Regions from separate parts of the Mus musculus genome. Here region 1 is linked to region 2. A link is a loop called in an ENCODE intact Hi-C map of the cell type or tissue named here. Cell type or tissue: left cerebral cortex. All regions are shown on one strand. Each heading gives the region's core, and the rest is flanking DNA. Links, peaks and the distances in the headings are about the cores only.

Region 1 (5,371 bases), core at 198-5,197, 540 kb before region 2:
AATTACAATGATGCCCACTACCAACTGTCTTCCATGCTTCCAAACCAAACCAACAAGAAAAGTCTTTCCCCTTTGTCTGTAAGGAGATGTATTGTGTCTCTCTATTATTTCATATATTGAAGTGTAAGACTTCATCACCTCAAGACTGAGTCTTTAAAAAAAGGCAATGGGGGGGGGCTATAGTTTAGTTGGTACAGTATTTGTTTAGTATATACAATATCCTTGGTTTGATCCCTGGAACCACATAAGCATGGTGTAGTGGTCCATGCATATAATTTGAGTAAGCAAGAGGTAGGGGCAGGGGGAAAGAAACTTAAAGTCATTCTTGGCTATATAATGAATTGCAGGCCAGCAGCCCTGGGCTACATGAGACCCTGTCTAAAAATAAAACAAAGGAAACCATAAATAAATAAATAAATAAATAACCAAAATCACAAAACAAAAAACTTTATAAAAATAATTAAAACAAAAAGTAATTGGTAATTGGATACCTTTTATTTTTAATTACTTTGTTTACTATTTTTTTCTTTTAAATGTGTGGCCGAGGAGAGCTTGTAGGACTTCATTCTCTCCTCCCAGTATGTGGGTATAGGTATTAGATTCAGGATGGCAAGCGCCTTTACCTACCAGGCCATCTGGCTGGCTGGGAGCTATGGTCTTTAAATGGAAATTAAGGTAATGTGGGGTCATTAGGGTGGTTCCTAATGAAAGGGAGTCACTGTCCTTACAATAGGAAATTGGAACGCAAGCACATGGAGAGGAAGTGTGTCATGACCAGATGCAAGGTGACATCTACAAGCCAGGAGACAGGCCTCAGAGGAAGTCAACCCCGATCTTGAATATCCAGATTCTAGGATGGTAATAAAGGAAATACCGGTTGGATGTTTAAGGGACACAGTTTTTTATTTCTGACAGTTTGCAATATCTTCTTTACTATTTTTGCATTTCCAGGCCCTAAAAAATATTGGTTTTATTTGTTTACTTTTGTACTATTGGGCATCAATCCCATTAGGCAAGTGCTTTACCACCAAGCCATAGCTCAGCACATCCAATACATATTTGATTTTTATGATTTTTTTCTGTTAAATTTTTTACTAGACAGATAAATTCCTAGTATTCATTAGTATGATAGAAGGTGTCAGACCTACAGAACAAATGGGACATATCTCTCCTAAGTATTCATTTTTTTCTATTTATCCTTACATTACAACATATTTACATAAAACTAAATCAATAGTTAAAGATCATCTAGATTTTAGACATTTCTTGCCTTAAGGAATATATTTCCCCAACTTCTAGGTCTCATTTTCCATATAGAATGCGCTAGAGGAAAGGTAAAAATATTAAACCAGACAAGCCTATGTATAAAGTTTGGAATGTTTCCGAGGAGTTTGGGCACTCTGGTTTTGGAACTACAGGTTTGTATCATATCTAGCAGGTTCTATTGGGCCCTGTCCTAGTAGCTCAGTTTGCAAAGGGAAAGACGGTTTGAGGATGTTTATTGGAGAGATAAGCTGGACAGTATGTGTGTACGTGTGTATGTGTGTGTGTTTCTTCCCTACACCCTTGTCCCTATGTCTGAGTCCTTTGTCAGCCTTTCTCAGTCAGTGAATCTGTCAGTGTGCATGCACTAAATAGAAACAAGTTCAAAAGACACTGCAACAACCCCACCTCATGAAATTTGTACAGGTTTTACTGACCTGTGGATTTTTGTCAATTGTTTCCTTATGCAGGATGGGGGCGGGGCCAGAAACTTCCAGCCCTCGAAGTAAATACTGTTCCTTGAACGGAATTACCGGGAACCCCCAAACTAGTCCAAACATTAGCAAACTGCTAATGTTCACAGAAGATTCACAGGTTAGAGTAGCCTTGAAACTCTAGTGCCTTCGAGAAATGTTAAAACTGACCTGCTCACAAAGACAATGAAGCAGATTTCTAGAAATTTAATAAGGTCGATGACTCCAGCCTTGGATACCTAGATTTGGATTTCAGAGCTCTTTCCTACCGAGAAGGTCAGCTCGTCATTCCTCCTGGCATCATGGGGCGATATGAGGATTCCCGGAGACCGAGGCCCATGCAGGCCATATCCTCTACTCTGACCGCAGACTTACATCCTTCCTCTTCCAGGGGCCCGGCGCCCTCAGGCCCCGCCCCCAGAGAGGCGTGGCTCAGCGCGGAGACCCCGGCAGGGGCGGAGCTGTCGGGGGCGCTGCTGACGCGTCGCTGCTTGGGCGAGTGACGCGGCGCCAGCCAGGCCTCAGCCCGGCTCGCGCCGCCCGCCCCGACTAAGCTGGCCCGCCCCTCGCTCCACGCCCGGCCTCCCGCGCGCCCTGTCAGACCGTGGCGGCCGCTGCAGCTCCGTGAAACGACTGGCGCGCGCACCCTGGTCCCTGCCGGCCCGCGGCTCGTTCCACTCCGCCTTCCTCTCGGCCGCACGCTCACCCGCCTGAGGCGACATGGCTCAAGCTCCCGCTAAGTGCCCGAGCTACCCGGGCTCCGGGGATGGCGAGATGGGCAAGCTCAGGAAGGTGGCTCTCATCACTGGCATCACCGGACAGGTGAGTGCGGGGCGGGGACGAGCGGCCTGTAGCCCGGGGGCACGTGGGCCGCCTCCCCGCGCAGGGCCGCTGTGCCACCGGGAACTGCGCTCCACGAGTCCCGGAAGGTGTGAGCGGCTGCGGGATGGGACAGCTTCAGCCCCAGCAGCATGGCTCTCTGATCCTTCTGGGGGTGTGAGCTGGTGGTGCTAAGCAACCGGACCACTCTGCTCCACCTGTCCCCTGGGTGACTGTAGTTTCTTTCCTGGAGCCCAAGTGAGCTCTTGGAAGGAATTTCGTACTTTGTAGATCCTGGTGCAGGGAAGGAAAGGGGCGAGGAATATGTCAGTATGTGGAGTCCCAAAGTGAGACCGACTTTTCTAATTCCAAAGGCATGAACTCCTTGGGTGAGGTAATTAGGCTGTGCTGTCTTGAATGTTGGGACCCCATGGCCTATGCTAGGCATGACTAATTTATGACAGTCATCTCATAGAGGTATGGCAACAGATAAGGCTAACCACTGCCTTGTCAAGTTGTGTAGAGTGAGATTCAGGGGTGTTGAAGTAATGTCCTTGTTACTTGCTGTAGGGCATCTGTTTTCTGTGTATCCCAGGACATCTGATGGTGGTCAATGCTAAAGCGAAGATGGTAAAGATGATAATAAAGCTAATATGGCCCACACCAGCATACTTACCATATCGGAGTTACTTGGTTAATACTGACTAGTTAGCTTCCATACAACAAAGTCCTTATTTCCAGTTTAAGATTGAGGAAAATGAGTTTGAATTACCTGAAGCCCAACAGGTAGGAAGTGTATTGTTGGGGTTGGAAGTGGTCTTAAAGTTCTCTCGTTTTACCAAAGAGCAGATACACAGTTCCCAGACATTAGACTATTTCAGTTACTAGCTACTGATCATTCTTTCAGTTATCATTGCATCTTGTTTAAGGTACTTTCGATAAATAAACGTTTACCAACTAGTAAGATAGAAGAGGTAGGAAAAGGGTCCAGGGTTGAGGATAAAAACGTCAAGTCAGGGACTCCTCAGGGGTGCTCTACCATAGAACTGTGCACCCCCCCCCATGTCACCTCTCTTTTCTAATGCTAGAGATCTTTCAGATGGTTCTCTTTTCCCAAGTTTTCAGACTGGTTCTTAAGCCCAGATGTTAACTGCATTCACATACTCTCTAAAGTAAACTTTCACTTAGTATTATCAAGAAATTGAGTTAGGATGTTGTGTGCCATGTTAGTATGGCGTATAGCAATGTAAGCGGCCAGCATTTTGTATCAGTGCAGCTTAGAAGTGGAATCTCATTAAATAGTTGAAAACTGTTGTTTGGTAGATACTTCATGGGAAGGAAGCCTTGGAAGTGCCCACCACTCCTACCCCCAGCAAGGATTCTCCTGAAGTACTATCAATACTTAAAAATACCACTTCCTGACCAGGAGTTTTGGGTTTCTCATTTCATTTCAGACTCCAAACACCTGCTGTGCTTTCAGGTTTGAAAACTTAGATGCCTTTGAGCTCTGCCCTACTACCCATCACTTCCCTGACACATCACCTCCTTGACACTCCTCTGTATTTTTTTCCTTGCTTGCTTGAGTTGACCAGGTTTGTCAACAGCTTTAAGAAAAGATTTTCTCATTTTCATCCTAGTTCCTCCCACACGGCTTTAGGTAGTGGGCCTTGAAAAATGTTGACTGACTTTCACTACGAACAGAATGCATTTTTAATGTTCATCTGTAGTGTGCAGGCCTTTTGAGGCTGCTCTGGTACAAGCTATGTAATATATATCCTGTCCCTACTAAGATCTTTGAGGAGCTGAAGACAATGCATATGAAAAGGCAGCGCCTGTAGAATAGTATTACTCAAGACTGTAAGGGAAATTACAGTATGAGTGAGTATTCCCTTGTGCTTTTGCCAACTTGACATAAGTTAGGGTTATTTGGGAAGAGAAACCTCAGCTGAGGAAAATGCCTCCATTGGATTGCTTGTAGGCAAGTCTGTAAGGCTTTTTCTTGATTAATAATTGATATGGGTAGGCCCAACTCATAGTGGGACTGATAGGGACTCCTGAGACAGGTGGTCTGGAGATGTATAAGAAAGCAGGCTAAGCATTTCTCCATGGTTTCTGTTGAGTTTTTGTCTCTAGTTCTTGCCCTGACTTCCTTCAGTGATGGGGTATGACCTGAGGACTGTAATATCATCATGGCAGGGAGCATGGCAGTAGGCAGTTCTGGTGCTAGAGAAGTAGCTACATCTTGATCCATAGGCAGAGACAGAGACAGAGACAGAGACAGAGACAGAGGCAAAGAGAGAGAGAGAGAGAGAGAGAGAGAGAGAGAGATATCGTAGTGAAACACTGTCTTCTAGAAGGTTATATGTCTTAATTCTTCTCAAATAGCATCACTCTGTGACTACTAAGCATTCAGATATATAAGCCTACGGGGGCCATTGTAACTCAGACCAACCACCACAGTATCTTACCTGTCCTTGTGATTCTGAGTGGCTTTCTTTGTGTTATAGAGTCTATATATGCCTATCTAATGTGCTCCTGGAGCTGAATGTATTTTAGTATTGAGGAAGGAGTGCTGGGGATAGAGCTTTCTCAGTTTGTTATGGTTCTGGTCCTTGCCTATCCTTTGAAACAGGCTCTTATAAATCTTTTGCTAGACAAAAACCATTACTAGGTGTGTAGGCAAACCAAGATAATTTGGCTGTGATTCCTTGGCAGGAGTCTAATATAAGGAGTGAGGCATACCATTTACCTGTCAGCATTCTGGATGCTTGGTAGGTAATTATTTGGGCCAGGGTTCAGGAGTCATGAACTTTAGT
Region 2 (5,371 bases), core at 311-5,310:
CCCGCAGGGTGTGAAACAGATCGACTTGTGTTCCCTAGGCGGTACACCCCCCCCCCCCCCAGACCCCACTCATGTCAGGCCTAAGATTCCTCTGCCCATTTGCAGTAGTTTTATTCTCTTGGTTCGGTGTTTAGCCTTTGGAAGCCCCTGCGTGTGCATCGAGGGTCAGGACTAGTTGTACCCGAGATGGTACAACCCTCCACGGCTCCCCAGGGGGCTGGTGTCAGTAGAGGTGGCTTTCCCAGCTGGAAGATGAAGTGGGCCTGGGCCGGCGACAACTGTCCCAGCAGTGTGTATGGGAAACTTCCCACGAGGCTACCACGACAGACAAGTAGGGCAAAGTCCCTTTGGAGGTGTCTTTCAATTATTTAGAGAATTCCCTTAGTCCTCCATTTGGCCTTTTTCCTCTCCAGAAGTCCGTGGGAGGGGAGGATGTCCTAAGGTCAAAGCCCGTTATTTGTTATCAAACCATCAGGCGGCACATAGGTTTTGTCATCCGTGTGACTTTTCACCAGAGGGAGAAGGCGCGCGGTGGGGATGGGGGTGGGTGGGCAAACACCTGGGTGGCTGCGAGTTCCTGTGAATCGACTTCCTCCTTCGGAGGCTTGACAGCAGAACGTTCATAACGGGATTCCTCTAATTCAACCCCTTCCTTTGAACGACTTCTACCAAAACAAACAAACAAACAAACAAAAAAACAAAACAAAAACGAAAAAAGGCGTTTGTCTTTTGATTACTTCGAACACAAAATGATTACACTGCTTATTTGTTTGGTTGAATTAATCAGATAGTCGTCCATTTAGACATGGCCCTCCGCAGGAAGTTTGCATGAGATAATTTAAAGTCATCTCCCAAGTTCTCAAAGTTAGTCTTCTTGGCCTCTCTAATTGCTTACAGGGACAGAGAGCCAACACCTGCTCTTTAACCCCTGGGGTGGATCCATTTGTCAGCCCTTTACAGGAAAGCTCCACACTTCCACAGCCAGTCCCGGTTCAGAGTGGAGTTGAGCCATAACGAGGCCACAAAACACAGGAGAAATGAATCTTTAACTTTGGAGCCTGCTCACCAAAGACTTGAGCCTTTCTTTGTCTAGGAAGAGGTAGATGAAGAGCCAAACTGCCCCTTCGAAGAAGAAGAAGAAGAAGAAGAAGAAGAAGAAGAAGAAGAAGAAGAAGAAGAAGAAGAAGAAGAAGAAGAAGAAGAAGAAGAAGAAGAAGAAGAAGAAGAAAATTTGAAAAGGGGCAGACGATGGGAAAGAATGGGTCGTGCATGCCGGCATAAGCCCGTGCCTTGGATCCTCATGAACCAGATTCCCAACAGACTCATGGTGGCAGCCAACTTTAGGGCCTGGGAAGGCAGAGGCCCCTTCATTTCCCAGCCTCCTCACATCGCGGGTGACCTGTAAAATACAAGCAGGTCCCCAGACCGGGGAGACTTGCGCTGCCAGGAACTACGGGGTGCGGACTGGCGCCGACCGTCGGGCAGTGGGGCGAAGCCAGCACCTTCCCCGGGCTGCAGAGAAAACTTTGCCCTTTAGCACCCACACCCCCTGGTCCATAGGTGTTGGGAGAAACGCTGTGCTCTGAGGGACAGACCCTCAAAACGATTCGGGATGCCCGGGCCAGTGGAGATGGCTGCACCTTGCAGACCGAGGGCTGGTCCGGTGTCTCCTGCCAAGAACTCAGGCACCACAGTGCTACAGTGGGTCTTTCTTCCTGACTTCCAGGGCGCCCTTCGTAGAGACCCCTAGTCTGCCGCCTGCAATCCCAGCTGGCCCCAACTCTGGGTCGCACCCCATAGTGCACCTCACTGTACTCTGGGTCAGCAAATGTGGAGACCTAGAGTGCACAAGAAGCAGTCGGTTTCACAGTTCTCATTTTCGGGGACGTGGGGTTGGGGGGCACCCGCGGTGCCCTGGACTAAAGCTGGGTGTTTGCAGGTCTTAAGGTACGATACAAAAAGTTAGCACTTGATTCTGCGCGGCGAGCCTTGCTCGAAGTCTGAGGCTCCCAGGCGACTGGAGATGGAAGGGGTGGCCACGGGGACCTGTAGCCTCTTTCCGACTCTGCAGCTTTCTACTACCCAGGAGACAAAGGCAAGAAAGGAGGGGACACATAGAAACCTCGGACCACTGGGCAGCTTCGAGCCCAGCTCCCCGCGGTTAGGTGCTCTGGGCCAGTCTTGCTCCTCCGGAACTGCTCGTGCGGGACCCCAACACTGCGCGTGCTCCGAGCGCCCCCTGCCGCCCGCTGCTTCACCTCCGCGTTGCCTCTGCGGTCGCTCCGGTTCCAGAGGCCGGCGAAGGACGGTCCCTTCCCTTCTGGAGCCTCTCGGGAGTGGGGGTGGGGTGGGGGTGAGGGGACAGGTTGACTGAGGACCTTGTGGCTGGAAGGAAGCTCCCAATTTTCTCGGGCGGCAACTTTCACTTCCCCAGAGACTAGTCCTATCCCAGTGAGCATCCCCGCAGGCATAGATCTGGGATGTTCTTCCTAGAGTCGGAAGTGACCCGAGATTGGGGCTTTCTCAGCCATCGGCGACACATTCCTTCCAGAAGGCCCCTTTAAATTGATGTACACATTACAGAAAAGGCAAAGCCACTTCGCCGAGTGAATGACTTTCTGAGAGATGCCAAGGAATGCATTTACTGGCCGCCAGGTCTGCCAATAAAAGTTGCAAATGAAGACTGCTGGTTTCCAGGAAAATGTACTTCTGTTTTTAAAACACTCCTTAGTCTTAATTACCAAAAACTGAACCTCCAAAGAACCGGTTTAAAGAACAGGACTAGTGAGTGGCAGTGATGGTGGCTGCTGGTGAGGTCCCACACCCCCGCATGCATTTACACACCCCAACTCACCGCGTGAGAACAGACCATGCACACCTACGGCTTTACCAATGCAGAGGCGCGCCAGTATTTACATACGCTGCAGACATAGACACAGGCTCAGCGCTGGCACCTGAGGAGGTATGCATTGGGATTAGTGAGTGCTGTTTAGTTTGGAAGTGAAGCTGTAAGAAAAAGACAAATACAGAAGCAAGTGGCCACAGAATAGTAGATAGAAATAAACATGTGCAAAGAAAGGAGACACTTGAACCATAGTATTTAGCTATGTCTTTCACAATCCCTTTTCTTTAACACCAACAATTGACTAGGTTTAAGCTACAAAATACGGCAATGTATCCAGAATCTCTCTCTCTCTCTCTCTCTCTCTGTGTGTGTGTGTGTGTGTGTGTGTGTGTGTGTGTGTGTGGCATTGAATTCTGGGCTTCTGGCTTCCTGAGCCCTAGATGTAATCATGGCTTACACCCCAAATTACTTTTAGGAAAGGTTTCCTTTTGTTTGAGGTCACAAAGACCACAGCTGGAATTTTAAAATCTCTCTCCATCCAACCAGGGAAGCAGCTATTTTTTTCCTCCCCAAAGCTTGGTTAAGGGTAGCACTCTAATGCCAATGAAAGGTGAATCCGTTTGGTAGGCTGTGTCTCTCTTGAAGCACAGACACTAATAAGCACACTAATAAGAATACTTAAGATGCTTGGGGCACTTACGTTGTCATCCTGCCAAGTGCTACAAATAACCCTCACAAGGACCCTGACATGGATGCTATTATCTGCATCTTGCACGTGAGAGAAGGGAAGCTTAAGGGGAATAAATAACCTGCCAACAGGATATATAGCCTCCCAGACTGACTCATTGAGTCTGGAGGACCTTAACGTGCCCCTTGTAAATACATAGTTTATGTGCAAACAAGAGGGGGAAATTTAAATTAGTGACTGTCACAAATGGCAAATTTCTACCTTTATCTCACATGCCAACTTCTAAGGATATTTCAGGTCACTGATCCCTTTACTAAACAACGTGGATGTGAATCGTGATTTTTTTTTTTTCCTGTAGCATGATTCTAGCAGCTGGGCACATAACAGCTGCCCTTTACAAGACCTTTCTGTGAGGTTGTATTTGAATAACTATGGGAAGAATTCCTATACACAGATCCATACTTAACGTGTCCTGTCTGTGAAGTGTACAGGACTTGGGCAGGACTTGTTTACGTGCATCCTTACACGTGATTTCAGAGCTGCTCACACTGGAGACGTGAGCCTGACCCAGGACCACACACACTAGGCAAGTGTCCTATCACGAAGTTGTCCAGGCGATCTTTGAGTTCAAGATGCTCCTGCCTCGGCCTCCTGAGCCTGGATAGGTAAATGAGGAGTTGTATTTTCTCGCTCTTTGGAAGCTATTTGGTGACTCTCCCTATTTAGTTGCTTCAAGGTTGTTTCCAACGAGCACAGCAAATGAAAAATAGAGAAGCACCCGTGTGCCCTGCTTCCAGCTCTGTGCTGTCTCTTAGCCACTGTTCTCAGGGACCAATCAGACAGGACCTTGCAACTAGGAAGCTGCAGACCCTAAAGGCAAGGTTGGGAGCATTCTTCTCAGTCCTTACTATAAAATTCAGACCAAGGGGCTTGGCAAAGCTTGTCCTGCAAAAGCTGTGGCTATTTCTAGATCCTCAGGACCTCAAGCCAGGACTGCTCCCCAACCCCACCCCGTGCACCGCCGCCCCTGCCGCCAAAATCATCAAAGTAAGACCGTTAACATCACCAGGAGGGAAACTGAGGCTTGGAAGAGTAAGCTGGCCCATAACAAAGTGGGAGTACTGGCAAAGCCTAGTTTAGCCTTGCCACAGCATATCAGCTCCTTAGTCATAAGACCCACCAAGGCTCTAGGGTCTGGTGCAGGTGAAGACCTTGAGTTACCTAGGGAAGAGAGTAGAAGCAGAGTACAGAAATGGAGAAGGATAGGTCGGAGAAAGGGGGAACTGAGGGGCTCTTCCTCGGAAATCCTCTACCGCTCAACTAGGGTTTGGTCTGCGTCTGAGTCTGGGTCTGGAAGACTGTGCCAAAGGCCAACAGTGGGGTGAAGGCACCGGGGGCAGTTGGTCTCCTAGACCTCGACTAGGTCCATGCCCCAGTGCAATGCTGAAGTGCAGGTGCTTGCCCATCATATCCAAAGGACAGCAGCGGCTCTGCTTTCCTGTGGGCGAATGTATGTGTCAGGGGATGTAGGGACCACTATAGTGGTGCCCAGATCGAAAAGTGCCCGTGAGCCCCAGTTCGGATCCAGTGTATTTCTTCACTGTTGGCCAATACAAAGTGTGGCCACTACAATGCCAGACTCCCCGAGGACAGCCCCAGGTCCTTGCCGACTGCTGTGACAGTCTAGGACTGCCCTGCTTCTCTTCAAGCCCAGCAGGCTGGTATCTGACTGCCTTTGTCTGCCACGGCTTGGAGGAAGGTCCCTTAGCAGACGGCTGCTGTGTTCACACAGGCCACAGGCACGCACTCGGAACCCTGAGCAGGACCTATGTTTAGTC

Evidence for each region. Peaks named below come from ENCODE experiments on the same cell type or tissue, not always from the same donor. Only the 100,000 strongest peaks of a DNase experiment are listed, where the experiment ranks them.
Region 1: it touches region 2 in a loop (6-fold over the local background); 3 of 42 quality-filtered maps call a loop at or near these places.

Annotation. Positions count from the first base shown.
Region 1 is chr13:32,335,569-32,340,939 of GRCm38, reverse strand. It overlaps Gmds (GDP-mannose 4, 6-dehydratase), which reads left to right and starts at 2,396. Exons shown (of 11, transcript NM_146041.2): 1 at 2,396-2,558. The coding sequence starts at 2,457. In left cerebral cortex, for the core only: no CTCF peak of the experiment used is centred there; DNase peaks (open chromatin) are centred at 1,520, 2,206 and 3,034; H3K4me3 peaks cover 1,820 bases; H3K27ac peaks cover 789 bases.
Region 2 is chr13:31,798,233-31,803,603 of GRCm38, reverse strand. No RefSeq gene overlaps it. Among named protein-coding and RNA genes, the nearest start is that of Foxc1, 5.7 kb to the left of the region's middle. In left cerebral cortex, for the core only: a CTCF peak has its summit at 2,242 (motif pointing left); DNase peaks (open chromatin) are centred at 2,220 and 2,512; H3K4me3 peaks cover 898 bases; H3K27ac peaks cover 326 bases.